Regions from separate parts of the Homo sapiens genome. Here region 2 is linked to region 1. A link is a loop called in an ENCODE intact Hi-C map of the cell type or tissue named here. Cell type or tissue: endothelial cell of umbilical vein. All regions are shown on one strand. Links, peaks and the distances in the headings refer to the core of each region. The heading gives the core; the rest is flanking DNA.

Region 1 (16,276 bases), core at 5,602-13,601:
AAGGTGTATGCCTTAGATAGGAGCATAGACCATTTATCCCTAAACTACAGAAGGGAAAGCCGAGCATGTGGGCAAATTCTCCCATCTCATGACTTATTGAGTGCTTGACTTGCAAGAGATCATTAAGACCTTGAGTCTGTGCTGCCTAACCTTCCTCTCCATTTTGCAGATGAGACCTAGAGGGAACTGACTTACCAAAGGACACACCAATGATTGTCATGTGTGCACCAATGATTATTTGTTTTGTTTGTTTTTGAGACGGAGTTTCGCTCTTGTTGTCCCGGCTGGAGTGCAATGATGCGACCTTGGCTCATTGTAACCTTTGCCTCCTGGGTTCAAATGATTCTCCTGCCTCAGCCTCCCAAGTAGCTGGGATTACAGGCACCCGCCACCATGTCTGGCTAATTTTTTTTTTTTTGAGACGGAGTCTTGCACTGTTGCCCAGGCTGGAGTGCAGTGGTGCGATCTCAGCTCACTGTAACCTCCGCTTCCCGGGTTCAAGCGATTTTCCTGAGCTGGGATTACAGGTGCCTGCCACCATGCCCAGCTAACTTTTTGTATTTTTTAGTAAAGATGGGGTTTCACCATGTTGGCCAGGCTGGTCTTGAACTCCTGACCTCATGATTCGCCTGCCTCGGCCTCCCAAAGTGCTGGGATTCCAGGCATGAGCCACCGTGCCCAGCCATGCCTGGCTAATTTTTTGTATTTTTAGTAGAGATGGGGTTTCACCCATCTCTACTAAAGGGATTGGCCAGGCTAGTCATTATTAGAGGCAGAGCTGGAAACAGAATCCAAGACCTTTCTTGCACCACCTAGCACATTAGGGTTCTCTCTGTGCTCAGATGTTCTACCCGCCCCACCTGTGCTCTGGGTAGTAGATGCATAGTGTAGGGGCCTCCAAGAAGACATTGGAAGAAGAAAGTGTAGAACCGAGCAAACTTCAGAATAGGATCAATAAGCCATTGGGTTAGGTGATTTGAAAGTCTACTGATGAGTCTAAGGGATCTCCCTAGATGTATTTAGGAGTAACTGAGTCATTGTAAGGAAAGCTATAAACTGGTAAACTGGACTCAGAAAAATCTGTCAAAATGCAGAAAGAGGATAGTGTAAATCCAAGTGCAAACAGAAGGGCGTGGATCCTTCTGGGATATAGATTCCTGGTTTCAAATGTTCCATCAAGCTTTGTTTCCTGATGTGGGGTTTGGAAACATAGTCCCTTTAAGCTTAGATGGAGTTGAATGCTGCTACTCTATTCAGGACTGGATGATGAGTTTCCAGAAGGGAGAGGCCGCAACAAAAGAGGCACAAACAAGCTGGTCCCATGAAGGAGCCAAACACCAGATTTCACCTTGACCTCCAGGAAACTTGTGAAACCACTGCATTCTCTTTCCCCTAATTCCACTCATTTCGAAACATTCTCTGAGCTGTTGTGCGAGGCACTGTGCTTAGTGCTATAGGTATGACGGGTAAGCGAGAGGTGGGGGGTGGTATACAGAACAGATAAACTGAAGGAGGTCCCACCTTCCAATTTTTACAGGCTTCTAGTAAGAATGAGCGATTCACACATTGGACTGTGATTTCATGCCCACTACTCAGTCTCCCGATTACTCATTCTGCTTCTCATTTAGCTCTGTGTTGGACAGAGGGGGCGTGTAATATGGGGGGAGTCTGTGTCTCTAGTCACTGCAAAGATAACTAACTCCCTGACTGTGGATTCAAAGATATAAATTATAAACTGCTATTGGGTACAAATTATTCCCATGTGAGCTTGTTGAGCGTGATCCACTTATCTCTAGGGCTGATCGCTAGTTAAATCCTGCCCAAGTAGCTGAAAGCCTGTTTGTTTTACGACAAACAGGAGACAGGGGCCCTTGCTGAAATTCCTGGTGTAGGATTGAACCTTAAGCCAATGCTCTAATATGTTTGTTTGGAGAATTCTTAAGTGGGTACGGTCTGTAACAGCTGTCTTCTGCCTCTGCACCAAAGCGGTATTGGAAGAGACCCACAAGGTCAGGGTTCTGACTTCCAACACTCAGGCTGTTGAGGATAGGTGGAGGAGATGAGCTAGAATGTCACCAAGAGATAATCCAGGAGACGCTTCTCTGAAGAAATTACCATGATCTCTTCATTTCTGCAGCCCTTTGCAGTTGTTTTCGAAGCATTTGCATTATCACTGATTTCATGGAATCCTCACATCGCCCCACGAAGTAGGTGGAGCAGGTTTTATTATCACTGTTTTGCAGCTGAAGAGACTGAGGCCCCAAGAGGTGGCATGACTTGGCCCAGGTCACATGGCTAATAAGCAGTTGAGCTGGAGCTCGAGTCCAGGTCTCCTGACTGTGAGTCGAATGCCCAGGTGTCAGCCAGCCATTCCTCGGCGGCTCAGCTGCCTCCTCAGCCCCCTTGGCTCTCAGATGAGAGGCCTGGGGTGAGAGCATGGGCTTCACTCCCAGGATGGACTGGGTTTGAGTCCCACCTCTGCCCTAACTAGCTGTCTGACCTTGGGCAAGTTGCCAAACCATCTCTATGCCTCTGTTTCCTTGTCTGCAAAATGAGCAAAATAACAGTACCTCCCTGTCGGGTGATTTGGAGGAGTAAACAAGATATTACAGAGAGAACAAAACACAATGTCTGGCATGGTGCAAGGCATCAATAAATGCTATATTACCCGCTCCCCAAAGCCTATTCTCCTCAAAGACGCAACCCAAAAGAGAATACTCAAGAATCTTGCAGGCCAGGCACCGTGGCTCATGCCTGTAATCCCAGCACTAGCACTTTGGGAGAATGAGGCAGGAGGATTGCCTGAGTTCAGGAGTTCGAGACCAGCCTGGGCAACAAGGCGAAACCTCATCTCTACAAAAACTACAAAATGGGCCTGGCGCGGTGGCTCACGCCTGTAATCCCAGCACTTTGGGAGGCCGAAGTGGGCAGATCACCTACATCGGGAGTTTGAGACCAGCCTGACCAACATGGAGAAACCCCATCTCTACTAAAAGTACAAAATTGGCCGGGCATGGTGATGCATGCCTGTAATCCCAGATACTCGGGAGGCTGAGGCAGGAGAATCACTTGAACCTGGGAGGCAGAGGTTGCAGTGAGCTGCGATTATGCCATTGCACTCCAGCCTGGGCAACAAGAGCAAAACTCCATCTCAAACAAAAAACAAAAATCAAAAATCAAAACTTAGCCGGGTGTGATAGCATGCATCCTGACCCTGGAGTTCGAGGCTACAGTGAGCCAAGATTGTGCCACTGCACTCCAGCCTGAGTGTCACAGTGAGACCCTGCCTCAAAAAAAAAAAAAAAAAAAAAAAAAAAAAAATATATATATATATATATATATATATATATATCTTACAAAAGGTTCCCTGATTTCCTTCCTTGTCATTTCTTGCTCTTCCCCCACCCCTCACTTTGTGATAATGCTACATCAAATTTGGACGGGCCAGGCACAGTGGCTGATGGGGCACAGTGGCTCATACCCATAATCCCAGCACTTTGGGAGGCCGAGGCAGGCAGATCACTTGAGGTCAGCAGTTCGAGATCAGCCTGGCCAATATGGCAAAACCCCATCTCTACTAAAAATACAAAAATTAGCTGGGCATAGTGGTGCACGCCTGTAATTCCAACTACTTTGGAGGCTGAGGCATGAGAGTTGCTTGAACCCAGTAGGCAGAGGTTGCAGTGAGCCAAGATCACGCCACTGCACTACAGCCTGGGTGAAAAACAAAACAATGATAATAATAATTTGTACATCTCTTTTTACTTTTCTTTTCTTTTCTTTTTTTTTTTGAGACGGAGTTTTGCTCTTGTTGCCGAGGCTGGAGTACAATGGTGCGATCGCTGCTCACTACAACCTCCACCTCCTGGGTTCAAGCGATTCTCCTGCCTCAGCCTCCTGAGTAGCTGGGATTACAGGTGCCTGCAACCACAACTGGCTAATTTTTGCATTTTTTTAATAGAGACAGGGTTTCACCATGTTGGCCAGGGGCTGGTCTGGAACTCCTAACCTCAGGTGATCCTTCCGCCTCAGCCTTCCAAAATGCTGAGATTACAGGCGTGAGCCACTGTGCCCAGCCTCTTTTTACTTTTCTTTCTTTCTTTTTTTTTTTTTAGACAGAGTTTTGCTCTTGTTCCCCAGGCTGGAGTGCAATGGTGCAATCTCGGCTCACTGCAACCTCTGCCTCCTGGGTTCAAGCAATTCTCCTACCTCAGTCTCCCGAGTAGCTGGGATTACAGGCATGTGCCTCCACACTGGCTAATTTTGTATTTTTAGTAGAGACGGGGTTTCTCCATGTTGGTCAGACTGGTCTTGAACTCCCCACCTCAGGTGATCCACCTGCCTCGGCCTCCCAAAGTGCTGGAATTACAGGTGTGAGCCACTGTGCCGAGCCCTCTTTTTACTTTTCTTTTTTTTTTATTTTTTATTATACTTTCAGTTTTAGGGTACATGTGCACAACGTGCAGGTTAGTTACATATGTATACATGTGCCATGTTGGTGTGCTGCACCCATTAACTCGTCATTTAACATTAGGTATATCTCCTAATGCTATCCCTCCCCCGCTCCCCCCTTTTCACTTTTCAAAGTGCTTCCCCTCTCTTGGGATCCTCCCGTCAACCCTGTAAGATAAATAGAACCCGAAATCTTCATTCTCTTATTTCAAGTGAGAAAACCAAGGTAAGAGAGGTGAATTGACTGCACTAAGGCAACACCCCTGTTAGCCGAGGAGCTGGGACTCTTCTTTCAGTGTTGATTCCTTGCCGGAAATCTTTGATGAATTGTGTGGGTTTCCTTTCCCACCTTTGACATATAGTAGCTAGGGGACCTCATGGACTTTCTGCAAACTCAGGATTATCTTTGAGAACCCAAACAGGGAGGAGAAAAGTGGTTTGCCTCCACGAGACTCCCCGATCCCACTCGATTTCCCTGCACATCAAGACCTGGGCCTGGGGATTGGAAAGGTAACCTAAGGTAAGGGGTAAATTCCATCTGCAGCCAAAGACCAGCTCTGAGCTGGCTTCCCATGAGCAGGGGAGGGTGGAAAGGTCAAAAGGGTGGTGCTCTTCCTGAGAGTCCAGCGTCGGCTCTGCCACTTGATATCTGAGAACACCTCGAACAAGGCAAGGTGCACCTCAGTTTCCTCATCTCTAACAGGAACACTGGATTAGATAATGTCTCAGCTGACTTCCTGATAACACAAAAGAATTTGCTTGAGGATAACAGTGACACATTATGGACCACTTTTAGAAACTTTTATTATGGAAAATTTCAAAGAAATTCAAAGTCAACAGAACAATATAATGAACCTCCATGTATAGATCCCCCAAATTCAGCAATCATCAGCATTCTTTCTTGTTTCATCTCTACCTCCACCACCTTGCCCACGTGATGGTTATTTCTTTTCCTCTATATGTGGTGGGAAGGGTTTGCTTTGTTGCCCAGGCTGGTCTCCACCTCCTGGCCTCCAGCGATCCTCCCACCTCGGCCTCTCAAAGTGTTAGAATTACAGGCACCTGCCACCGCGCCCAGCCTGGTTATTTAATGATTATTATTATTTTTGAGACAGAGTCTTACTCTGTCACCCAGGCTAGAATGCAGTGGCACGATCTCGGCTCATTGCATCCTCCACCTCCCAGGTTCCAGTGATTCTCGTGCCTCAGCCTTCTGAGTAGTTGGGACTGCAAGCGCATGCCACCACACCCAACTAATTTTTGTATTTTTAATAGAGACAGGGTTTCGCCATGTTGGCCAGCCTGGTCTCAAACTCCTGGCCTCAAGTGATCCTCCTGTCTTGGCCTCCCAAAGTGCTGGAATTACAGGCATGAGCCACCACGCCTGGCCAGCCTGGTTATTTCTTATAGTTCTTTTTTTTTAACTTCTAGTGAAATTTACATACCTTGAAATGCAGAAATCTTAACTGTGTAATGTTGACAAATGGAACCACCCATGTAACCAATGTCCATCATTGGCAAATGATGTACATTGTATTATGTACAAAGTACATAATATGATGTACAAAGTATTAATATAACTGAATTTATTAACAAATTAAACATTTAAATATGACTTTAGCACACTAGGGGTTAGCAAATACTCTCTTTTTGGGGCTGGCTAAGTTAGCACCAGATCTGCAGTCTTAAGTCATTATTTTCCTTCCTGCCTCTACCCATGCTGTCATCCTTGTGTGTCCCTGGAGCTTATGGCTTTCTCCTGCATGCACCTCTATTATGAGGCTTTTATTGTCTTGGCTACAAATTCTTATAAACTTGTTTTTTTTTTTCTTTCCTATACATTTATCCTTCTCCAGGTTTTTTCTTTTTTTCTTTTATGTTTCTCTCTTCTATAACCTCTTTCTCATTCCTGTTGCTGTTTTCTCCTTTAGAGTTCTTAATTTTCTGTGTTCACCCCACCTTCTCTGATCTCACTGTCCTGTATCTTTTGGTCTATTTATATGCTGGACGTTAGACACTGAGCCATAACCCCAAGGTCCAGCCCAGGGCTAGGCACTTAGTCAACAGTGAGTGAGTGAGTGAATGAAAGCGAAGGACGACATAGTCTGAAACCACCTGCAATCTGGTTACAGTAATGTGGTCAACTAAGGAACCCTAACTCGTTACCCTGGACCACATCTTTCTCTTTGCATTGAGCAAGAAGCTATTTATCTGCCCCCTTGGAAGCTCCAGCATTTGAAAGGAAGGAGGCTGATTTCCTGACAAAATGTGACCCAAAGGACCATCCTCCTCCTACTCCCCATCATTTAAAAAAAAAAAAAAGAGCAAGCAGGGGCTATCAGGGATACTTCCTGTTTTCCTCTCTTGAAAGCATCCTGGATAGATGAAACTGAAGGATCAAAGGGACTGCCTCCTCTGGGGCCTGGGGACTGGCAGAATGGCTTTTAACCCTCTGCTGTCTCCCACATGTGAGTGGCATGGGCAGTTGACGTCTTATATTTCCCTAGTAGATTTTGACTTCTTTTGGGCAGGGGCCTTGGCATTCATTCATTCGTCAAACATTACTGTACCTACCAAATCCCAGGCCTTGAGGATCTGGGGATATAGAGATAAATATGACAGTGTCTGGCCTCATTCATCTAACAGTAATGATCCCATGTGCTAACATGATCAAGTATTTTCTCCCTGTGAAGCTCTTACTACATGCTTTTCATGCATTTGGTCCTCACAACAAGCTGATGGGGTATTCTTGCCCCCATCTTACTGACAAGAAAAGCAAAGCTTCTGAAAGTAAAATAACCTGACACAGGCATGTGACTGGTAGGTGTCAGGCCTGGGGTTAGAGCTGAGCGGTCTGAGCAGAAACCATGTTTATGGCTGATACACTAGCCTGACCCTGGAGACCTGCCTCCGTGTTTGAAACATGGTAGTGACTTTATTGCTAGTAATTTTTACAAGTGCATTTTATCTCTAGGCTTGGTCAGGTGGCTTCTGGTGAACAGGTTTGTTTACATCCGACTTACTGTATCATATTGTATTAGAGCATAGGTGAGTCAGCTTGCGGCCCCCTGAAGAGTGACAACAAGGCTGGAAAAACCAAGAGGCAACCTTTGGCCCTATTTGAGGAACGAAGAGAGCGTCAGGCTCTTGCTTCCCCTCTCTCATTTCTGGAATAGATCAGATTCCACAGATTTGTTTTGCTTTTTGTTTTGTACTGCATTTTTTTCCAATCCTGGAAAGAAAGCCGAGGGAGGTTGGGTGCGGTGGCTCATGCCTGGCAGCCCAGCACTTTGGGAGGCTGAGGTGGGCGGATCACTTGAGGTCAGGAGTTTGAGACCAGCCTGGCCAACATGGTAAAACACCGCCTCTACTAAAAATACAACAATTAGCTGGGCGTGGTGGCAGGCGCCTATAATCCCAGCTACTTGGGAGGCTGAGGCAGGAGAATTGCTTGAACCCGGGAGGCAGAGGTTGCACGGAGCCGAGATTGCGCCACATAGTGAAACCCTATCTCAGCTAAAAATACAAAAAATTAGCCGGGTGTGGTGGCGGACACCTGTAATCCCAGCTACTCAGGAGGCTGAGGCACAAGGATTGCTTGAACTTGAGAGGCAGAGGTTGCAGTGAGCTGAGATCATGCCACTGCATGCCAGCCTGGCCGACAGAGCGAGACTCTGTCTCAAAAAACAAAACAAAACAAAACAAAAAAGGAAAGATATTTTCTCCATTTTTTCCGGAGAGGAATCGAGGCTCAGAGTAGTTAGTTAATATACCCCAAGTCACACAGCTAGACAGAGCCAGGATTTGATCCTAGGTTTGACTAACTCCAGACCCTCCACTTGAATTATTCTACTTCCCTGATGCTAAAGTTGGCAGAGAGAGGAAGAAACTCCCTTCCTGCTGAGGTTCCTGACAAACAGTAGGGGCAGGTGAGGGTAGCAAGTAACCCTGAGATCTGCTGGTTAGGGACGCCTGGCACAAAAGGATCTTAAGATGCCTCTGATTCTGCAATTCTATCTCTTTAAGACCCAGAGTTCCCATGCCAAGCCTGCTCTGTGATCCTCAGAGATTTCAGGGGTGGGGAAACTGGATTGAATGCGCTGACATACAAGCAAAAAAAGACCTCAGCATTTTTGCCTCGCCTCGGTGGCTCCGGCCTTTTTTTATTTTTTTTCCCTCTCTCATTTATTTATTACTATGCTATTCCCTGGCCCTGCTGCTGTGTCAATACTGATAAAAGCAAATCACCCCACAAACAGGTGCAGCTGGGAGCTGCCCCTTGGACAGCTGCCAGGGAAATGTGATCGCTCAGCTGGGGTGACCTGCCCCGGCCCAACCCCCTCTCAGGTTCCAGCCCAGGGCATGTGTCCTTGGGCAGTTAATGTTGGTCCACATGTCACAGCCCTGGTATCCCAGTTGGCATCATGGACTTGTGCTGGTGTGTGTGGTTTGGGTGGGGTGGGTATATGCAGGAGAGAAGGGAGGCTCCCAGGAATTTATTTTCTCTTTCGGTTTCTTCCAACAAATTCAGAAAATACAATGTCACCAAGTCCCCCTGCAAGAATTTGAAAATATTTCCTAAGAATATCACTGCCTTATTTGCCTAGGTAAGAAATATTTTTTCCCATTCCCAAATTCACACACACATGCAGTGTAATGATCCAAAAGAAATTTTCTGAGTATCTCCTAGGGCTTAGCTGTGAGTTCACCTAAATAAACATTTTGTGAGCCAACCCTGCTATCCAGAATGCATTTTGATGCTACCAAGCCATGTGACTTTGACTCTGGCTTGGAAAGATTTTATTTCATTTCCCCTCCCCCATTTCAGTGTTTTGTCCCCAAGCATCATTTCCCCACTTCCCTAGGGCACCAGCCTTTCCGGAAATGCCCTAGCTCTGCGTGCAGCCTCCGCCTCCCGGTGTGGAGAAGGCGGTGACAGCGCCGCGCCGGAGCCGCAAGGCGGGCCTGGGCGGAGGGCGAGGGGCCGGGGCGGCCGGGCCAGGCTGCCCGCCTGCCGCAGAGCAGCGCGCAGCTCGGGGAGGGAGGAGGTTGCCATGCAAATGACGCGGCGTCCTGCGGGCCCCCCTTACCCGGGGGCCCTCTGGTTGCCAAAACAGAGCATTCCCCAGAACAGTCGCCTGGAAACGAGCGCTGTCATAGCAGCCTTGAGCTCAGTAGCAGCGAGCCAGCTGTGCTGCCACGAGGAGCTGGGTCAGGATGTTCAGACCTCCTCAGCACCCCCTCCCCACCCAGTCTCCACCTCGGGGAAGGGAGTGGTGGCTTGGGCCACCGTGGAGGGGAGGGAGGGCACTAATTGGATTGGAACACTCCTGAAACACATCAGCTGCTCCTCCCTGGGGGAGGGGGAGGAGGAAAGCTGCAGACTGTCTTTGTGATCGGCTCAGCCTCTCCCTCCCAGCAGCCTCGCCCTGACCTGGTCCTCACTGGCCTCTGCCCACCTATCGCTGTCCTGGGGCACAATGGCAAGATCTTTGTAAAATGGAGGAGGCAGACACCGGATCAGATAATCACCAAAATGAAATTCAGCCTTGATATGAAGGGTACCGTGGTGATGCTACCGGGATCTGACCTGGTTTGGAAGGGTTAGGGAAGAATGCAGGTTTGCCACAGCTCCCACGTACTCTAACTACTTCATCCCTTAACAGCCCCCCGTCTTTCCAGCACCTTTTCTCATCAGCTCAGCTATGCCAACCTGGTCTTCCTTAAACCTTGGGAGCATTTGCTTTTTCCTATTTCATTTGGCACCCAGAGAGCTGCTCATCATTTAAGCGTGTGTGTGCTCACCAATTAAACTACAATATAAACTTTAAGAGGCAGGACCCATGTTATCATTGTCATGGCCCACCTTGACCATGAAGAACGAGACAGGCCAGGCGCAGTGGCTCACGCCTGTAATCCCAGCACTTTGGGAGGCCGAGGCGGGCGGATCACGAGGTCAGGAGATGGAGACCATCTTGGCTAACACGGTGAAACCCCGTCTCTATTAAAAATACCAAAAAATTAGCTGAGCATAGTGGCGGGCGCCTGTAGTCCCAGTTACTCAGGAGGCTGAGGCAGGAGAATGGTGTGAACCCGGGAGGCAGAGCTTGCAGTGAGCCGAGATCGCGCCACTGCACTCCAGCCTGGGCGACAGAGTGAGACACCATATCAAAAAGAAAAAAAAAAAAAAAGAACAAGACAGAGTTTTACAGACCTGCTTGAATTTAGGTGCCAGTGATCTTTGTCAACATAGTCATCACCCTGGGAGGCCTCTGGCGTTGCCTTTGCAACAACTGTTTTAGATTGGCCTTCAGAGACTAGTAAAACCTCTCCTGGGACTAGGGAGGGGAGGAGATTCAGTGACAGCCTGAGTGACAGTAAGCAAACAGGTGGGCTACAGAGAAAGTGGACGACTACTCAGGACACATCGAGCGTTTCATGTGGTCCGGAGGCTGTACGCCAGAGCTTACAGGTGTGACTTAAGCATGTATGTGCAAGGGAGTCCCCTTCCTTCAAATTCCTAAAGGGCCTTGGGAGTCTTATGTACCCAAACAGCAAGTCTTCATTCAACCTTGCTTGGTAAGGCAGCATGTAAATGTGCAATCTCTCTCTCCTCCCTCTTCCTTTCCTTTCTAGTGTATTGAGTTCTGCTGTCTGCCAGGCACTGAGCTAGGCACTGGAGGTTCAGAGAATGATTAAATTAGTATTCTGTATTTATGAGAAAAAAAAATCCTAAACCATATGTAGGGGGCGTTTGCCTTGCCTACAGTCACCAGCATTTTTTGATCAACTTTCCTATTTTGGGTTTTTCCCACATCATAAATCCCACTTCCCCAAAGTAAAGGCCAGAAACTGACCTTCCCAGATGTCCTTGCAACTAACATGTAAGCAGGTGACCTAAGTTCCACCGATCAGATGCACCCACATTAGATTTTTTTTTCATTTTCTTTTTCTTTTTTTTTTTTTGAGATGGAGTCTCGCTGTGTCGCCCAGGCTGGAGTGCAGTGGCTCGATCTCGGCTCACTGCAGCCTCCGCCTCTGGGGTTCAATCAATTCTCCTGCCTCAATCTCCGGAGTAGCTGGGACTACAGGCACGTGCTGCCACACCCGGCTAATTTTTGTATTTTTAGTAAAGACGGGGTTTCCCCATGTTGGCCAGGATGGTCTTGATCTCCTGACCTCGTGATCCCCCGCCTCAGCCTCCCAAAGTGCTGGGATTACAGGAGTGAGCCACTGCGCCCAGTCTTTTTTTTTTTGAGATGGAGTCTTGCTCTGTCGCCCAGGCTAGAATGCAATGGCATAATCTCGGCTCACTGCAACCTCCACCTCCTAGGTTCAAGCAAGTCTCCTGCCTCAGCCTCTCAAGTAGCTGGGATGATAGTTGTGCACCATTACGCCTAGCTAATTTTTGTATTTTCAGTAGAGACAGAGTTTTACCATGTTGACCAGGCTGGTCTCGAACTCCTGACCTCAGGTGATCTGCCCACCTCAGCCTCCCAGAGTGCTGGAATTACAGGCTTGAGCCACCACACCTGGCCTGTTTTTCCTTTTTTAGACAAGGTCTTGCGTGAACTCCTGGTCTCAAGCGATTCTCCATCCTGAGCCTCCCGAGTAGCTAGGACTACAGTTCTACAGTTGTGTACCACCAACGACATGAGTTGTTTTTTGTTTTTTGAGATGGGGTCTCACTCTGTCATCCAGGCTGGAGTGAAGTGGCACAATCTTGGCTCACCACAACCTCCGCCTCCCAGGCTCAAGTGATCCACCTCAGCCTCCTGAGTAACTGGGACCACAGGAGCGCACCACCAGGCCAAGCTAATTTTTTGTATTTTTAGTAGAGATGGGGTTTCACCATGTTGCCCAGGCTGGTCTCGAACTCCTGAGCTCAAGTGATTGTGCCCAAATTGGCCTCCCAAAATGCTGGGTTTACAGGTGTGAACCACTGGCTTCACATGAGATCTTGATTTGGAAGAAAGCAATTGAGGAAGAAAGCATCCTGGGGAAGGGGGCTTTCCATCCTCTGAACCCCACACCCATGGTTGTGCCCATCACTCAAAGGCATGCACTTGCCTCGTGTTGCCTTGTGACATGGTTCCTATTGTTACCCAACAGTCCTATTTTACCTTGAGCAAGGATGACATGCACATTTGTGACTCATTTCATATTGTTCTGCCCTCTCCCATCTCCAGACTCCCAGAGGCACTGACTGTCCCATGGCTGGCATGTGCAGTGCAGCTATTTTTCACATGGGCACAACCCATCACCCAGCATACCGTCAACTCCATGGTGTCTTGGGATTGCAACTTATGTGATTTTTGCCAACCCCCTTTCCTACGGCTTTACAAGAAATAGGATTTTATGATATGCCTGTGGAAAATGAGAATCATATTATTTATTTTCAAATTGATGACTTTCTCCATAATAAAATTATAAGCACTTGCAGACATAGCCCATTCATTCATTCATTCCTTCAGCAGTAAATGAGTGCCTATGGTATGCCTGGCATTGTGTTGAGTGCTGGGACAGAACTGAGTACAGCACAACTCCTCCTTACAATATGTTAGTTTATTAGCAAAAAACAGATACAGGCTGGGTGCCATGGCTTAAGGCCTGTATCCCAACATTTTGGGAGGCTGAGGCCTGAGGATTGCTTGAGCCCAGGAGTTAGAGAGCAGCCTGGACAGTACAGGGAGACCTTGTCTCTGCAAAAAATAAAAAAATTAGCCAGGTGGGGTGGTGTGCACCTGTAGTCTCAGACACTCAGGAGGCTAAGGTGAGAAGATCACTTTAGCCCGTGAGGTTGAAACTGCAGTGAGCATGATCATGCCACTGCACTCTATCCTGGGTGTCGGAGCAGACAAATAAGTGGGGGAAAGGTGGTACAAGCACTCTGATGGCCAGTGTGCAGGGTAGAGAAGGGAGTGGTTGGTTGGGCGCAGAAAAGACTCTTTCATAGGCACAACATCAAGTGCTTATTCTAGGACAGCTTTTTTCTCAGGACTTAATGTATATTCATTCACTTAATCTTCACAACAGCAATAAGGCAGGTGTTTTTTTTTTTTTTTTTTTTTTGTTTGTTTGTTTTTTTGTTGAGACGGAGTCTTGCTCTGTGGCCCAGGCTGGAGTGCAGTGGCGTGATCTCAGCTCACTGCAAGTTCCGCCTCCCAGGTTCACGCCATTCTCCTGTCTCAGCCTCCCGAGTAGCTGGGACCACAGGTGCCCGCCACAACGCCCGGCTAATTTTCTGTATTTTTAGTAGAGACGGGGTTTCACTCTCGATCTCCTGACCTCATGAACCGCCACCTCGACCTCCCAAAGTGCTGGGATTACAGGTGTGAGCCACCATGCCTGGCTTTTTTTTTTTTTTTTTTTTGAGACAAATTCTCACTCTGTTGCCCAGGCTGGAGTGCAGTGGCATCTCAGCTCATGGCAACCTCTACCTCTCAGGTTCAAGCAATTCTCCTCAGCCTCCCGAATAGCTGAGATTACAGGCACCCGCCACCAAACCTGGCTAAGTTTTGTATTTTTAGTACAGACAGAGTCTCACCATATTGACCAGGCTGGTCTCAAACTCTTGACCTCATGATCTACCCACCTCAGTCTCCCAAAGTGCTGGGGTACAGGCGTGAGCCACTGTGCCCAGCCAATACCGTATCTTACAGGTAAGGGAACCAAAGCCCTGAGAGGTGTAATGTCTTGCAGGGTTGCACAGCTGGTGAGTTGCAGAGCTGGGATGTGTCCTCCATACTCTAACATCCATGTGCTTAACTGCTGCACTGCACTGCCTTGAGCAGATTCTGGAAGGTGAAAAATTAGTGATCACCAGGGATCTTTACAGGCTCAGGGCATGGAGTGGCTGCCTGTTTTGTTCAGCTGGCACATGGTGCACTGGGAAATGGTATGGTGTAGAGGGCGGCCATCCAAAATACTTAAAAGTGATAGGTGAGAACTCAGTACCACAAGCTGGGACTTCAGTTGTTCTCTTTGTTCCTTGATGGATAATTTCACTTCTTAAGAGTGGTTGACCTAGACAAAATTGTAAGGTTGGCAGAATGGGCTTCTCCCTAGGCAGATAGAATTTGCTTTGGAATCTCAGGGACTTGGGTTCTGGTCCCCACTCTGCCACTGACCAGCTGAGTGACTTTGGGCAAGTCACTCAACATCTCTTAACCTCGGTTCTCTCCACTGGTAATTGAGAATAATAACCTCATAGTGCTGACATAGGATTAAATGAGATAATGCATGTCAATCAGCTTAGAATGCAAACAAGCCAAAAGTAACATTTATTCAATTTTTAAGTTCACAATATCTCATCTACAACTCCAAACACCTAAAAGCTCTGAAAACGAAACACATTTGGCAACAAAACCTGAGATTTGAGTCTCACTCTGTCACCCAGGCTGGAGAGTGCAATGGCACGATCTCGGCTTACTGCAACCTCCGCCTCCTGGGTTTAAGCGATTCTCCTGCCTCAGCCTCCTGACTAGCTGGGATTGCAGGCACTCGCTATCATGCCTGGCTAATTTTTGTATTTTTGTAGAGATGGGGTTTCACCATGTTGGCCAGGCTTGTCTTGAACTCCTGACCTCAGGCGATCCGCCTGCCTCGGCCTCCCAAACTGCTGGGATTACAGGCTTGAGCCACAGCACCCAGACAAAACCTGAGTTTTTTTTATTCCCACCTAGTGTGAATTTTCCATGTACTTTTTTGCAGGAATATTAAAGTATTTGTTTAAAGTATTTGATGACATCCCAGATTCTGCTGGGGGCTTTGCAAAATATGTGGCATGGCACTGTGTTCCTTTTCTAAAATCCGAAAGACTCTGCATTACAAAACACATCTGACCCAAAGGCATCAGGTAAGGGATTTTGACTAGCATTATCTCATCTCTAGACCACTCTCTCCACTCCCAGTCCCCCTCTTACTCTAACTGTTCAAATGGCCATTGGGCATCTAGAATCAACCCTTCTCTGCAAAAGAAATACACATACATCCATATATCCTTTGGGTCTCTCCATACACCTGTCTCCCTCAGCCAAGCTCCTTTGCTCCCACTATTTCTTCAGTCCTGATTTTTGCCAACCTCATTGAATTTAAATGCCCCCATACCCCTCTACCCCCACGCCCTGGTCAAGAACACAGATTTTAGAGATGGTGCCTTCTCTGAACTACTTTGGTAGTATAGGCCCGGCCAGTCGTTACTGCCTGTGGGCTGCAGAATTATTCCAAGAAGCTCTATGTCTATTTGAACTCCAAATACTATCTGCCAACTGTGTAAGTAATGTCTGGTGTATAACTGTGCTACTCCTTTTCAGCTGTGCTGAAGGCCTGATTGTTTTTTGTCACTATGAATTTTCCCCGTTTACCAAAGCCCAGAATAACAGCTTCTCTCCTTTGCAGGGCTGCAGTCATTTCCAAAGGGAACAAGGGGTCTTCATGCTGGGGCAGGTTACAAACCACTGAGCTGGGCTGTCTTGGTAGTGTGCCATTCCTCCTTGGTGGGGGGGAATCATGAGACCTGAGGTCAAGTTCCAGCTCTTCCCTGGCTGGTTAGATGATCTTGGGGGCAGGCCCTTGTGACTTGGAAAGCTTTGGTTTCCTCATTCTGGAGCAGAGATCATGAAAATTATTTGGCAGGATTGTGAAGAAGATTAAATGAGATAATGAAAGGACTTTGAAAACTGTGAGGTGTTGCACAAATGGAAAGCTTGTTGTCATCTTACACAAATTGTCAACTTCTTTTTTTTTTTTTTTGAGACGGAGTCTCTCTCTGTTGCCCAGGCTGGAGTGCAGTGCCGCGATCTCGGCTCACTGCAACCTCTGC
Region 2 (16,276 bases), core at 4,824-12,823, 54 kb before region 1:
TTACAGGCATGAGCCACCGCGCCTGGCCAGACAGGAAACATTCTAAATTTAAAAAGACCAGGCATGGTGGCTCACGCCTGTAATCCCAGCACTTTGGGAGGCCGAGGCAGGCGGATTGCTTGAGCTCAGGAGAGCAGCCTGGGCAACATAGGGAAACCCTGTCTTTACAAAACAAAAACTGAATATTTCTTTTTTTGTTTTAATTTTTATTTATTTATTTTTGAGACAAAGTCTCACTCTGGTCACCGAGGGTCCGGAGTGCAGTGGCACAATGGATCACGGCGCACTGCAGCCTAGACCTGCGCCCAAGCGATCCTGCTGCCTGAGCCTCCCACCTAGCTGGAATTACAGGGGTGAGCCACCACGCCGGGCTAATTTTCACTTGTTCTTTTTTTGTGTGTGTGACGGGGTTTCGCTCTGCTACCGAGGCTGGAGTGCAGTGGAGTGATCTCGGCTCACTGCAAGCTCCGCCTCCCGGGTTCACGCCATTCTCCTGCCTCGGCCTCCCGAGTAGCTGGGACTACAGGCGCCCACCACCACGCCCAGCTAATTTTTTGTATTTTTAGTAGAGACGGGGTTTCACCATGTTAGCCAGGATGGTCTCGATCTCCTGACCTCGTGATCCGCCCGCCTCGGCCTCCCAAAGTGCTGGGATTACAGGCCTGAGCCACCGCACCCGGCCGATAATTTTCACATTTTTTGTAGAGATGAGGTTTACCATTTTGCCAAGGCTGGTCCCAAACTCCTGGGTTCAAGTGATCCATCAGTCTTGGCCTCCCAAAATGCGTTTCTTTGTTGTTGTTGTTGTCTGAGATGGAGTCTTGCTCTGTCTACCAGGCTGGAGTGCAGTGGCGCAATCTTGGCTCACTGCAACCTCTGCCTCCCGGATGCAAGCCATTCTCCCTGCCTTAGCCTCCAGAGTAGCTGGGATTACTGGAGCCTGCCGCCACACCCGGCTAATTTTTGTATTTTTAGTATAGACGGGTTTTCACCATGTTGGTCAGGCTGCCCTCAAACTCCTGACCTCAGGTGATTCACCCGCCTAGGCCTCCAAAGTGCTGAGATTACAGAGATTACAGGCGTGAACCGCCGCGCCCGGCCGAAAATGCTGGTATTACAGGCATAAGCCACTAAACCCAGCTGAAAACCTTTTTAAATTGAAATCATTGTGATAGTGGGAGACACTTAGGAAATCCACCATGTCCCAATTTCAGAATGATCAAGGAATCTATGTAGTCACTAGAACTAGTTCTTGGCCTTTTTTTTTTTTTTTTTTTTTTTTTTTTTAGACAGAGTCTCACCCTATCGCCCAAGCTGGAGTGTAGTGGTGCGATCTCGGCTCACTGCAACGTCCACCTCCCGGGTTCAAGCAATTCTCCTGCCTCAGCCTCCCAAGTAGCTGGGACTATAGGCGTGTGTCACCAAGCCCAGCCAATTTTTTGTATTTTTAGTAGAGACAGGGTTTCACCGTGTTAGCCAGGATGGTGTCGAGCTCCTGACCTCGTGATCCATCCGCCTTGGCCTCCCAAAGTGCTGGGATTACAGGTGTGAGGCACCATGCCTAGCTAGTTCTTGTCCTTGATAAGGATATGATATTTATTTCATTTTTTTTTTAAGACGGAGTCTCTATCGCCAGGCTGGAGTGCGGTTGTGCGATCTCAGCTCACTGCAACCTTTGGCCCCTGGGCTCAAGGGATTTTCCTGCCTCAGCCTCCGGAGTAGCTGGGACTGCAGGCATGCGCCACCACGCCCAGCTAATTTTTGTATTTTTAGTAGAGACGGGGTTTCACCATGTTGGCCAGGATGGTCTCGATCTCTTGACCTCGTGATCCGCTCGCCTCGGCCTCCCAAAGTTCTGGGATCACAGGCATGAGCCACTGCGCCTGGCCTATTTCAGTTTTATAAATCTATTTTAGCCAGCAAGGTTGGGAAAAGAAAGGGCTATTTTACAATAAAGTATATTTAAATTATTACCAATTCATTTGTTTTGTTTTTCAGAGGAAATAAAAGTAATCTAGATTTATTTTTGGAATTTTGCACATTAGATACTGACAATTTGAGTAAAAATAATATTTACTGAAGGCATTATACACAAAGATTTTATAGTTCCTGAGTATTGCTGGATAGATGAATATAAAAAGGAGTAGCTTAGAACATATAAAGGCTACAGGAAGCCTGGAGACTGTTATAAAATACCTTATTAGAAGACTAAGAAAATGTATCCCTCAGATCAGAACAACCAGGCAGACACATGAACAAAAACGCTGCATGTCTAACTAACAAAGAAAAGGGCCATCGTGTCTGTGCGTGTGTGTGTGTGTGTGTGTGTGTGTGTGTGTGTGAGGGAGAGAGAGAGAATGTCTTCTATCTAGGAGCTGGTGAGGGGATTGTCTACCATCTTTTAAAAGTAAAATAAAATTGCTGATGTAAGACTTTGGAAAAGCCACAAAGTTCATCAAGGTAAAATAAAAAAAGTGCAAAAAAGATTTCATGGAACATCCTTGTAAGCACTACAAAGAAAGTGATGAAAACATTTCTTTATTGTGTATCTAATTTGTCATCTAATAGTATATAGTCTTATTTTTCTGTATTTGTCTCATCTCTACAACTAGACTATAAATATATTGAAGGCAGAAACCATCATCCTTTAATTGAACATAAAGGCTAAGAAATGAAAATCATTGGCGGGAGGGGCAAAAGAGATAGGGTACTAAAAGCCAATATTGAGCATCAATGATGTGCTAGGCATTGTTCTATTTATATCCCCATATAAATCCTATGAGGTGGGCATTTTTACTATCTTCATTGGTTTACAGATAAATAAACGGAACAGAGATAAGTAATTTGCCCAAGGCTACACTGTTAAGTGGCAGAGCAATCTCCTACCCACCATGCCATTCTGCCTTTCCAAGGAACACAAAATGAGTTTAAGAGATTTAACGGCCGGGCACAGTGGCTCATGACTGTAATCCCAGCACTTTGGGAGGCTGAGGCTGGTGGATCACTTGAGCCCAGGAGTTAAAGACCAGGTGGGCCAATATGGTGAAACCCCGTCTCTACAAAAAATACAAAAATTAGCTGGATGTGATGGCATATACCTGTAGTCCCAGCTGCTCGGGAGGCTGAGCTCGGGAGGAGGATCTGCTTGAGCCCAGGTAGCAGAGGTTGCTGTGAGCCTTGATCGTGCCACTACACTCCAACCAGGGCGACAGAGTCAGACCCTGTCTCTAACATACAAACAAAAAAAGAGATTTAACAAGGTCTTCTGTGATTAAGTTCTGATAGCATCATCCACAAAGTCAAGGTTCAGAGGAGGCTGAAGAGGTCCGGGGAGGCTCCATGGAGGATGTAGATCTTAACTCAGGTCTTAATGAGTAAAATACGAGTAAGTAGGAAGGAGAGAGAGAACACGGTGAGTAGAGTCAGGAAGTGAAGCAAAAGATGCTTTGTGTTGTTTTTTTGTATTCCCCAATACGCATGAAATGAATGAATAAAAGTTTCTTTTTTTTTTTTTTTTTTTTTGAGACGGAGTCTCGCTCTGTCACCCAGGCTGGAGTGCAGTGGCGCGATCTCGGCTCACTGCAACATCTGCCTCATGGGTTCAAGCGATTCTTCTGCTTCAGCCTCCCTAGTAGCTGGGATTACAGGTGTGCACCACCACACCCAGCTAATTGTTGTATTTTTGGTAGAGACAGGGTTTCACCATCTTGGCCAGGCTGGTCTTGAACTCCTCACTTTGTGATCCACCCACCTCAGCCTCCCAAAATGCTGGGATTACAGGCGTGAGCCACCGCTCCCGGCCTCAAAAGTTTTTAAATCAAAAGCAAGAAGCCAGAGAGAATTAGTAGGAGCTCCTGATGTCATGTTGCAAAAGATGACAGATATTTTATTTCAGTCTTTTTTTTTTTTTTTTGAGACAGAGTCTCCCTCTGTTGCCCAGGCTGGAGTGCAGTGGCACGATCACGGCTCACCACAACCTCCACCTCTCAGGTTCAAGCGATTCTCCTGCCTCAGCCTCCCCAGTTGCTGGGACTACAGGCACGCGCCACCATGCCCAGCTACTTTTTGTGATTTTAGTAGAGACAGGGTTTCACTATGTTGGCCAGGCTGGTCTCGAACTCCTGACCTCGTGATCTGCCCACCTCGGCCTCCAAAAGTGCTGGGATTACAGGCGTCAGCCACTGTGCCTGGCTATTTCAGTCTACTGAAGAAGAAACTAGGAAGATTCTCTATTCAAATAATCCTTTGAAGCTTATAGTTTAGGAATATTTGCTTATATCGTGGTTAATACACAGAGTGTTCCAAGTTCCAAATGATAAAAAAGACATGTAGTAACATTATTGGACGAAATCTACTCAATAATTTGGAGAAACTTACATTTTCAACATATACTTCCTCTTTTCCAACTCTGTTTTACTTCTCTTTTTAGGTGGCATGCTGCTAAAACAAACATGACAGCTCACCACAGCCAGAACTAGAACAACTATACTACAGATACAGAGCTGTTTTTTATGGCCTTCAATGTATTACTTTGTCAGAGATTCTTTGCATGTCTAAATACAATCTTGCTCACTCTGGAGAACTAGGGAGCTGTGCTGTTCCCTTTATAGAAATGGTGTCACTTTTCCCTGGATAGGTTAAGCTTGCTTCTGTGTTCAGTGATGCTACTTTATTAGAGAGACACCCACTCACTAGATGAGAAAGTCAGACTTGGCAGTCATCAGGGTTTTATCTGAAGTTACTCTTGTAAATGGGAGTTATGTTGGCAAATAGCTGGTCCTCTGATGCAGGGCTTAAAGACAACACAGATTACATTCTTTAACCCAAATTGCACACACATCCCCAAATTCTGTCTGTCCTTTCAGACCAACTGAAGGCCATTTGGACTTCTTACAGCTTTCCCTGACCACTCCAGCCAATAGTTTTTAAACTCACAGCAGTTACTTGTAATACTAATCTGATACAATCATATTCTTTTGTTATCTAAGTAGTTACTGTCATTATAGCATCATTTTAAGGAGCAGCAAGCATTAATTTAATACCCACTTTGAAAGGACTCATGTTTCCCCAATGAGACCATCAGCTCTTCAAGTGCAGAGATCATATTGTAAAAAAAAAAAATTTTTTTTTTCAGATGGAGTCTTCTCTGTCGCCCAGGCTGGAGTGCAATGGCATGATCTTGGCTCACTGCAACCCCCGCCTCCCTGGTTCAAGCAATTCTTCTGCCTCAGCCTCCCGAGTAGCTGAGATTACAGGCGCATACCACCACACCTGGCTAATTTTTGTATTTTTAGTAGAGACAGGGTTTCACCACGTTGGCCAGGCTGGCCTCGAACGCCTGACCTCAAGTGATCCACTTGCTTCGGCCTTCCAAAGTGCTGGGATTACAGGCGTGAGCCACCGTGCCTGGCCGTAAAAAAAATTTTTTTTAAAGAGACGGGTTGGCAAGGCACGGTGGCTCATGCCTGTAATCCCAGCACTTTGGGAGGCCGAGGCGGGCAGATCATCTGAGGTCGGGAGATCGAGACCAGCCTGACCAATGTGGAGAAACCCCATCTCTACTAAAAATACAAAATTAGCCGGGCGTGGTGGTGCATGCCTGTAATCCTAGCTACTCAGGAGGCTGAGGCAGGAGAATTGCTTGAACCCAGGAGGCGGAGGTTGCAGTGAGCAGAGATTGCACCATTGCACTCCAGCCTGGGCAACAAGAGCGAAACTCCATCTCAAAAAAAAAAAAAAAAAGAGACGGGTCTCAGCCTGGCGCGGTGGCTCATGCCTGTAATCCCAGCACTTTGGGAGGCTGAGGCAGGTGGATCACAAGGTCAGGAGACTGAGACCATCCTGGCCAACATGGTGAAACCCCGTCTCTACTAAAAAATACAAAAATTAACTGGGCATGGTGGCATGCACCTGTAGTCCCAGCTACTCGGGAGGCTGAGGCAGGAGAATGGCTTGAACCCGGGAGGTGGAGGTTGCAGTGAGCCGAGATCGCGCCACTGCACTCCAGCCTGGCGACACAGCGAGACTCCATCTCAAAAAAAAAAAAAAAGAGAGACAGGGGTCTCACTATATTGTCTAGGTTGGCCTTGAACTCCTGGGCTCAGTGATCCTCCCGCCTCAGCCTCCCAAGTAGCTTGGACTACAGAGGCATGCCATGGTGTCTAGCTTGTATTGCACATTTTTAAAGACCACATAGTTCCCTTTGAGAGGTGCTAAACAGATACCTTTTAAAACAATTGAATTAAACCCCAAAGAGAACACATCTAAGAGACTGAATTTCCCCTGCCTCAATCTTGCCCCTGCCACTTTTATTTATTTATTTATTTTTTATTTTTTGAGATGGAGTCTCACTCTGTCTCCCAGGATGATCCCAGGTGGCACGATCTGGGCTCACTGCAACCTCTGCCTCTGGGTTCAAGCAATTCTCCCACCTCAGTCTCCTGAGTAGCTGGAATTACAAGCACCCGCCACATGCCTGGTTAATTTTTGTATTTTTTAGTAGAGATTGGGTTTCACCATGTTGGCCAGGGTGGTCTTGAACTCCTGACCTCAGGTGATCCGCCCACCTCAGCCTCCCAAAGAGCTGGGATTATAAGCGTGAGCCACCGCACCGGGCCCACTTTTATTGTATATTATAATGAAAAGATGGATAGCTGTTTGCTCTTTTAAAAATATAGACTTCATAGCCGGGCGTAGTGGCTCATGACTGTAATCCCAGCACTTTGGGAGGCGGAGGCAGGTGGATCACGAGGTCAGCAGTTTGAGACCAGCCTGATCAACATGGTGAAACCCTGTCTCTAGTAAAAATACAAAAAAATTAGCTGCGCCTGGTGGCAGGTGCCTGTAATCCCAGTGACTTGGGAGGCTGAGGCAGGAGAATCACTTGAAACCGGAAGGCGGAGGTTGCAGTGAGCCGAGATTGCGCCACTGCACTCTAGCCTGGTAGACAGAGCAAGACTCCATCTCAAAAAAAATAAAAAATAAAAATAAAAATATAGACTTCACCAGGTATGGTGGCTCCTGCCTGTAATCCCAACACTTTGAGAGGCCAAGGTGGGAGGACTGGTTGAGACCAGGAGTTCAGGAGCAGCCTGGGCAGCATAGTAAGACCCCATCTCTACAAAAAAATTTAAAGATTAGCTAGGCATGGTGGCACTTGTCTTTTGTCCCAGCTACTCGGGAGATTGAGGTGGGAGGATTACTTGAGCCCAGAAGGTCGAAGCTGCAGTAAACTATGATCATGCCAGTGCATTCCAACCTAGGTGATGGAACAAGACCCTGTCTCAGAAAGTACATATAAAATAAAAAATAGCCGGGCGTGGTGGCTCACGCCTATAATCCCAGCACTTTGGGAGGCCGAGGTGGGCGGATCAGGAGGTCAGGAGATTGAGACCATCCTGGCTAACACAGTGAAACCCCGTCTCAACTAAAAAGACAAAAAATTAGCCGGGCGTGGTGGCGGGCGCCTGTAGTCCCAGCTACTGGGGAGGCTGAGGCAGGAGAATGGCGTGAGCCTGGGAGGCAGAGCTTGCAGTAAGCCGAGATCGCGCCACTGCACTCCAGCCTGAGCCACAGAGCGAGACTCCGTCTCAAAAAAATAAAAAATAAAAAAATAGGCAGGGTGCAGTGGCTCATGCCTGTAATCCCAGCACTTTGGGAGGCCGAGGCGGGCGGATCACGAGGTCAGGAGATCGAGACCATCCTGGCTAACACAGTGAAACCCCGTCTCAACTAAAAGGACAAAAAATTAGCCGGGCGTGGTGGCGGGCGCCTGTAGTCCCAGCTACTGGGGAGGCTGAGGCAGGAGAATGGCGTGAGCCCGGGAGGCAGAGCTTGCAGTGAGCAGAGATTGCACCACTGCACTCCAGCCTGGGGCTCCCTCCGTCTCAAAAAAATAAAATAAATAAAAAATATATAGAGAGATTTCAAAGAAAATTTTTACCTCTTTCAGAAAAGTGCTTCTATAAATTAAGATTGCCAGATTCCTAAGTCAAAGACCTAGAGAAATAGATATAGTCTAATTTGTAGAGATAATATATAATATTAACTGAGCAATTACTATGTGCTAAGAACTATTCTAACTAATCACTTTATGGGGCATATATATGGCACATACACATTTGTACATGTTATTTATATCTGTATGACACTTTTTTTCTTTAGTTATCTTATTATTTTACCCAAGAAGGTAAATAACTTGCCCAAGGTCTACAGATCAGACAGACACAAGCCCTAATTGGGGGACAATGTATGGGGTAGCTCTTTGTGTGTTAGAGTTCACACTCAGAGCATGGAGGGCTCTGAGCCAGATTAAATACAATCAGGATGTAAGGTAATGAATGGAAAGACAATAGAGTTCATGGATAATTTCCTTCAATATGTGTGCAAAAGAAATGAATGGTGATTGGAACAATGTTAAAAGTTGACCATGTAGGTGAGTAGTGTCAAAGAAGAATGGCTGCTAAAAATGAGAGCTTTTAGTGGCCAGGCATATGGGGTAAGGGTTAGCCTTAGCTTAAAGGGAAACTACAATCTTTATAGCAGTAAGATAAGAATCTTTTTTTTTTTTTCTTGAGTTGGAGTCTCAATCTGTCGCCCAGGCTGGAGTGCAGTGGCGCAATCTTGGCTCACTGCAACCTCCACCTCCCGGGTTTAAGCTATTCTCCTGCCTCAGCCTCCTGAGTAGCTGGCATTACAGGCACCTGCCACCACGCCCAGCTAATTTTTGTATTTTTAGTAGAGATGGGGTTTCACCATGTTGGTCAGGCTGGTCTCTAACTCCTGACCTCGTGATCCGCCCGCCTCGACCTCCCAAGGTGTTGGGATTATAGGCGTGAGCCACTTCACCTGGCCCATAAGAATCTTTTGTATCTTGCAGTGATACTGACTGATTTGGTCAATTAATTAATAAACCTTTACTGAACAGCTACTATGTTTAAAGTACTGTGCTAAATACATGGAGTTATATACAGAGGCAAAAGATATGGTCCTAATTCCTGCTTAAGGAATCACATATAGGCCAGGCATAGTGGCTCACACTTGTAATCCCGGCACTTTGGGAGGCCGAGGCAGGAGGAATGCTGAACCCAGGAGTTTGAGACCAGCCTGGGCAAGAGTGAGACCCTGTATCTACCTAAAATTTGTGTGTGGAGTTGGTGTGTGGGTATGTGTGTTGTTTTTTTGAGACAGTCTCACTCTGTCGCCCAGGCTGGAGTGCAGTGGCACAACCTCGGCTCATTGCAGTCTCAACCTCTCGGGCACGAGTGATCCTCTCACCTCAGCCTTCCAAGTAGCTGGGACTACAGGCACATGCCACAATGACCAGCTAATTTTTGTATTTTTTGTAGAGACAGAGTTTTGCCATGTGGCCCAGGCTGGTCTCAAATTCCTGAGCTCAAGTGATCCACCAGCCTCAGCTTCCCAAAGTACTACGATTACAGGCCTGAACCAACACATCCAGCCCCCAAAATTTTTTAAAAATTAGCAAGGCGTAGTGGCATGCGACTGTGGTCCCAGCCTCTCAGGAGGCTGAGGTGGGAGGATTGCTTGAGGTTGCAGTGAGCTATGATCACACCACTGCACTCCAGCCTGGGCAACAGAGTGAGAACCTGTCTCAAAAACATTTTTAAATATAATTTGAGATGGGGGTCTTGTTCTGTTGCCCAGGCTAGTCTCAAAATCCTGGCATCAAGCAATCCTCCCACCTTGGCCTCCCAAAGTGCTAGAACTACAGGTGCAAACCACCTTGACTGTCCTAATCTCTATTTTACAGATGACCAAAACCAAATCTCAGAGACAGGAAGTAATTTGCCAAAGTTCTCATAGCATTTGCAGAACAAGGATAGTGAACTCAGACTTTATTGTTACCCTAGGTTCTTATAGAGATATAATTAGTAACGAAAGGTAGTATTTACCAAGTGGCAAATTAATGGCATAGGCAATGCATATTTTTTGCTGTAATATGTTTACAAGTTCAAGGTCTAAATGCTAACTAGAACTTTTCCTGGGGAATTTTCAGGTGCAGAGGGACTTTCCCAGTTGTCTCCTCAACTGCTTTAGCATGAAAACAGAAAATGGTCTCGTCTCTGTGCACCTGTGCCACCTCAATCATACACATCACACGTGCTCTTGATATGTCTAGTTCGGTAGTTCTGAAAGTGTGTGGTCTTCGGACCAGCAGCACCTGGAAACTTGTCAGAAATGCAAATTATCGGGCCCACTGCCTGCCCACTGAATCAGAAACTCCGGGGGTGGAGCCCAGCGATCTGTGTTTTGATAAGCACTCCAGGCGACTCCAGTGTACCTTGGGGTTTCAGAACCCATGGTCTGTCTCATGGCTCTCCAGAGAGTCTGTGAACTCCTGGAAGGCAGAGCCTGTGTCCTTGCAGTTTTTGTTTCCCTAGCATCAAGACTTGAACACAGTGGATATTAATAAATATTTCTAAAACTGAACCACAGGAGTGAATATGGCTCGGCAGAAAACCAACATCCCATTATCCTACTCTTTTCATATGATGATTAATACTTTTAGGTTTACTTTATGTAACGGATTGAATTGTGTCCCCCAAAATTCATGTAAAAGTCCTAACTCCCTAGTACCTCAGAAAATATAACTGTATTTGGAGATAGGGCCTTTAAGAAGTAATTAGGGTAAAATGAGGTCATATGTGTAGACCCTAATGCAATATGACTGGTATCCTTATAAGAAGAGGAGATGAGGCTGGGTGTGGTGGATTATGCCTGTAATCCCAGCACTTTGGGAGGCCAAGACGGGCGGATCACGTGAGGACAGGGGTTCGAGACCAGCCTGGCCAACATGGTAAAAGCCCATCTTTACTAAAAATACAAAAAAATTAGCTGGATGTTGTGGTGGGCACCTATAATCCCAGCTACTTGGGAGGCTGAGGCAGGAGAATCACTTGAACCCAGGAGGCAGAGGTTGCAGTGAGCCGAGATCACACCACTACACTCCAGCCTGGGCGACAGAGCAAGACTCTGTCTAAAAAAAAAAAAAAAAAAAAAAAAAAATTGCTTGAGGCCAGGAGTTCAAGACCATCCTGGGGAACATAGTGAGACCCCGGTCTCTACCAAAAAATAGATATTTTTTAAAATAACCAGGCATGGTGGTATGCACCTGTAGTCCCAGCTACTCAGGAGGCTGAAGTGGGAGGATTGCTTGAGCCTAGGAGTTCGAGAGTGTAGTGAGTCATGATTGTACCACCGCACTCCAGCCTGGGATAGAGTAAGACCCTGTCTCCAACAACAATAACAAAGGGGAAAAAAAAAAAAAAGAAAATACAGGGAGGAGAAGACAGCCATCTGCAGTCAAATGCTCTACCCCTGAGAAGACACCTGTCTACAAGCCCAGGAGAGTGGCTTCAAAAGAAACTGACCCTACAGACATCAGGACCTTGGACTTCTAATCTCCAGAATTGGATCAAAATTTAATTTCTGTTGTTTAAGGCATCCAGATTGTGTAGTCCTTTGTTATGACAGCTCTAGCAGACTAATACACTTTATGAAAAATTTTACACCAGGCACAGTGGCTCACACCTGTAATCCCAGCACTTTGGGAGGCCAAGACAGGTAGATCGCTTGAGCCCAGGAGTTCAAGGCCAGCCTGGGCAACATGGTAAAACCCTGTCTCTATAAAAAAATACAAAAATTAGCCAGGCTGATGGCACATACCTATAGTCCTAGCTACTCTGGAAGCTGAGAAGGGAGGATCACTTGAGCCCAGGAGGTGGAATTTGCAGGGAGCTGAGATTGTGCCACTGTACTCCAGCATGGACAACAGAGCAAGATTCTCTGTTTTTCACTTTTTTTTTTTTTAAGACAGATTCTCAGTCTGTCGCCCAAGCTGGGGTGCGGTGGCATGCGATCACAGCTCACTGCAGCCTCCACCTCCCCAGGCTCAAGTGATCCTCCTGCCTCAGCCTTCCAAGTAGCAGGGGCTCCAGGCATGTGCCACCATGCCTGGCTAATTTTTGTATTTTTTGTAGAGATGGGGTTTCACCATGTTTCCAAGGCTGATCTCAAACTCCTAAGTTCAAGTGACCGCCTGCCTCAGGCTCCCAAAGTGCTGGGGTTACAAGCATGAGTAACTGTGCCTGGCTAAGACTCTGTCAAAAAAAAAAAAAAAAGAAAGAAAGCGAGAGAGGAAGAAAAAAGAAAGAAAGAAAAAGAGAGAAAGAAAGAAAAGGAAGGAAAGAGAAGGAAGGAAGGAAAGATGAAGGAAGGAAGGAAGGAGTGAGCCAGGCGCGGTGGCTCATGCCTGTAATCCCAGCACTTTCGGAGGCTGAGGTGGATGGATCATGAGGCCAGGAGTTCGAGACCAGCCTGGTCAACATGGTGAAACCCCGTCTCTACTAAAAATAAAAAAAATTAGCTGGATGTGGTGGCGGGCACCTGTAATCCCAGCTATGTGGGAGGCCGAAGCAGGAGAATCGCTTGAACCTGGGAGGCAGAGGTTGCAGTGAACCAAGATCACGCCGTTGTACTCCAGCCTGGGCAACAAGAGCAAAACTCCATCTCAAGAAAAAAGAAAGATTTTACAAAAATACTGACTCTGAAATCCAATAACTCCCATCCAAGCCCAGCCTATGACAAGAAAATCTTATTTTTGGGTGAGTGTTAATAGTCTTTAGATATTAGCTATTAAAGTGTTCAAGAAATTACTCTCTTTTGTTTTTTTTTTTGAGACAGAGTTTCACTCTTGTTGCTCAGGCTGGGTGCAATGGTGCAATTTCAGTTCACTGCAACCTCTGCCTCCCGGGTTCAAGCGATTCTCCTGCCTCAGCCTCCCGAGTAGCCGGGATTACAGGCACCCGCCACGATGCCCAGCTCATTTTCTGTATTTTTAGTAGAGACAGGGTTTCATCATGATGGCCAGGCTGGTCTCAAACTTTTGACCTCAGGTGATCCACCCACCTCGGCCTCCCATAGTGCTGGGATTACAGGCATGAGCCACCGCACGGGGCCAGAAATGACTCTTTCATGCTCAACATGAGTACCGGTTTTGGAGTCAGACAGAGGTGGGTTTCAATCCTGACTTGGCCACTTAGGAGTTGTGTAATTTTAAATTCTAAAGACTCAGTTTCCTCATTGTAATTTGAGGCTAATAACAGCTCTCTCCTAGATATAGCTCAATAATTGGCAATTATATCATAGGCACTCAGTACGGGGTGATTTAAAAACGATAATTAACTAAATTACTTATATTGGTCCTCTCTGGGAGATGGGATTACTGTGAAATTTTACTGTAATATTTGAATCAATTCAACACACATATAGTACTATGGTGACTTTTTAAAAGACCATACAAAATGGCAATAGTTTTCAAGGCAAAAAAAATTGAAGACTCCAGGATAATATAAATCAAAATAAGAATGTCAGAGCCCGGCCAGGTGCAGTGGTTTATGCCTGTAATCCCTGCACTTTGGGAGGCTGAAGCCGGTGAATCACCTGAGGTCAGGAGTTCAAGACCAGCCTGACCAACACGGTGAAACCCCATCTCTACTAAAAATACAAAAAATTAGCCGTCGCGTGGTGGTAGGCGCCTGTAATCCCAGCTACGCAGGAGACTGAAGCAGGAGGATTGCTTGAACCTGAGAGGCTGAGGTTGCAGTGAGCCGAGATTGCACCGCTGCACTCCAGCCTGGGCAACAAGAGCAAAACTCATCTCAAAAAAAAAAAAAAAAAAAAAGAATGTCAGGGGCCAAGCCCAGTGGCTCATGCCTGTAATCCCAAAACTCTGGGAGGCCAAGGCAGGTAGATCACTTGAGGCCAGGAGTTCGAGACCAGCCTGGCCAACATGGCGAAACCCTGTCTCTACAAAAAATACAAAAATTAGCCAGGCATGGTGGCACACACCTATAGTCTTGGCTACTCAGGAGGCTGAGGTGGGAGGATTGCTTGAGCCTTGGAGGTTGAGGCTGCAGTGACCCAAGATTGCACCACTGCACTCCAGCCTGGGCGACAGAGCAAGACCGTATCTCAAAACAAAAAAAAGAATGTCGGAAATGTAATAGAAAGATATGACACTGGCCAGGAGCAGTGGCTCATGCTTCTAATCCCAGTACTTTGGGAGTCTTAGGTGGGCGGATCACTTGAGGTCAGAAGTTTGAGACTAGCCTGACTAATATGGTGAAAACCTGTCTCTTTTAAAAAAAATCATAATAATACAAAAATTAACCGGGTGTGATGGCGTGCACCTGTAATCCCAGCTACTTGGGAGGCTGAGGTAGGGAGAACCTGGGAGGCAGGAGTGAGCTGAGATTGCGCCACTGCACTCCAGCCTGGGTGACAGAGTGAGGCTCCATCAGAAAGAAAAGGAAAGAGAGAGAGAGAGAGGGAGGGAGAGAGGGAGAGAGAGAGAGAGAGAGAGAAGAAGGGAAAGGGAAGGGAAGGGAAAGGGAAGGTTCGGCCGGGTGCGTGGCTCACACCTGTAATCCCAGCACTTTGGTAAGCCGAGGTGGGCAGATCACCTGAGGTCAGGAGTTTGAGACCAGCCTGGCCAACATGGTGAAACCCCATCTCTACTAAAAATACAAAAATTAGCCGGGCGTGGTGGCAGGCGCCTGTAATCCCAGCTACTCGGGAGGCTGAAGGAGGAGAATTGCTTGAACCCGGGAGGCAGAGGTTGCAGTGAGCCATGATAGCGCCATTGCACTCCAGCTTGGGGGACAAGAGCGAGACTTCATCTCAAAAAAAAAAGTAAAAAAGAAAAAAAAAAAAGAAAGAAAGAACAACCAAGAATAATTGAATTATCTCAAACTGAGGAGTATAAGTAGGGATTACTGGCCAGGTGCCATGGCTCATGCCTGTGATCCCAGCACTTTCAGAGGCAGAGGCATGTGGACTGCTTGAACCCAGGTGAAACTCCATCTCTACAAAAATGTAAAAATTAGCTGGGCATGGAAGTGCATGCTTGTGGTCCCAGTTATTTGGGAGGTTGAGGCGGGAGAACGACCTGAGCTGGGGAAGCTGAGGCTGCCATGAGCTGTGATTGTGCCACTGCACTCCAGCCTGGGTGACAGAGGAGACCCTGTCTCAAAAAAACAACCACAAAAAAGTAGAGAGTATTGATTTTGTCTTTGTAGCCCCAGATCCTAATATGGCACCTGGCATTTACTATAAGTTCAACAGCTTTTGGTTGAATGAAAGAATGAGTGGCCTTCTACAAAGATGATTATTCTAATTATACAAAGACATTTCAACCCAACTATACTTACACAGGATCAGTGGCTCTGTAGCATTTTGACGTTGTGCAATCAAAACTTTAATTTTAACCTGGAAATTCCACTTTGGGGAAATAACCTAATAAAATAACCCCAAAGGAAAAAGAGTGTTGTGGTTTTTTGTTTGCTCGTTTGTTTTTAAAGAGTCTTTACTGTGGTGATATTCAAAATAGAGAAATCCTGGGATTGTCTTCAGAGCCTCCCCAACCCACATTCTACATCTCCCCTCCGGAGTTTTGACCAGACCTTCCCAGCTGCCCTCAAACTGTTCTGACCATCCTTGCCACCCTTCACCTGACTGGCCCAGTACCCCATACTTCAGACCCTTTGGGATCAGCGTTCTCATTAAAACTTATTGTCTTGTGCCTGCATGTCTTTGGGACTCTACTCAGCCAACTAATCTGATAAATTAATTTAAACTGGGATGCTAATGAGTGATAATGGCTGAATATGAGTCTACTCATGGATAACAATTGCATTTCAGCAGCACCTTACTCTGAGACATAAGTCATACATTTCAGGCATGTGTAGGGCCATTGGGAAAGATATTTTAAGATGGGGGATTTCCTCAAACCCCTCAAATTACACCATGTAGACAGCTGTCTATCCTGCATGATCTGGCCAACTTCTTGGCATCCAGTTATCAGCTCTCAGGGGACACTAGAGGAAACAGTTCTGTTCCTCTTCTTAATAGGGCTTGGAAGTAGTGACTAGACTATTTATATCACTTAAGGAAAAAGGCATTTACTCTGGAACCCACCCAGAAAGCACACATCCCCTAGGCTTAGAGAAGACCTTTCTCTACCTAGAATTGTAAGAACAGGGAAAAATTCAAATCAGAAACTATTAATGCCCCTATGATTTGCTGCAAAATAAACTCTGAAAACAATACTAAAGTTTTCAGAGATTTAGGACCTTCTCTGGGAATGGCTGAGTGACTAGAGCCTAGATCAACCAAAATGAGTGAGCTGGGACAGGCAAACACTAACGTGGGACTGGTTAAAATAAGCTTCGCTGCCAGGCGCGGTGGCTCACCC

What was found. A loop is a pair of places that touch in the nucleus more often than their neighbours do. Peaks named below come from ENCODE experiments on the same cell type or tissue, not always from the same donor. Only the 100,000 strongest peaks of a DNase experiment are listed, where the experiment ranks them.
Region 2: it touches region 1 in a loop (3-fold over the local background); 29 of 110 quality-filtered maps call a loop at or near these places.

What each region holds. Positions count from the first base shown.
Region 1 is chr6:37,095,941-37,112,216 of GRCh38, reverse strand. No RefSeq gene overlaps it. Among named protein-coding and RNA genes, the nearest start is that of PIM1, 66 kb to the left of the region's middle. RefSeq lists a cis regulatory region at 1,733-2,557, silencers at 6,460-6,519, 9,335-9,514, 9,525-9,664, 12,330-12,624 and enhancers at 8,847-8,896, 9,143-9,750, 9,751-10,358. In endothelial cell of umbilical vein, for the core only: no CTCF peak of the experiment used is centred there; DNase peaks (open chromatin) are centred at 8,706 and 9,476; H3K4me3 peaks cover 696 bases; H3K27ac peaks cover 1,839 bases.
Region 2 is chr6:37,149,510-37,165,785 of GRCh38, reverse strand. No RefSeq gene overlaps it. Among named protein-coding and RNA genes, the nearest start is that of PIM1, 13 kb to the left of the region's middle. In endothelial cell of umbilical vein, for the core only: no CTCF peak of the experiment used is centred there; a DNase peak (open chromatin) is centred at 8,345; H3K27me3 peaks cover 469 bases.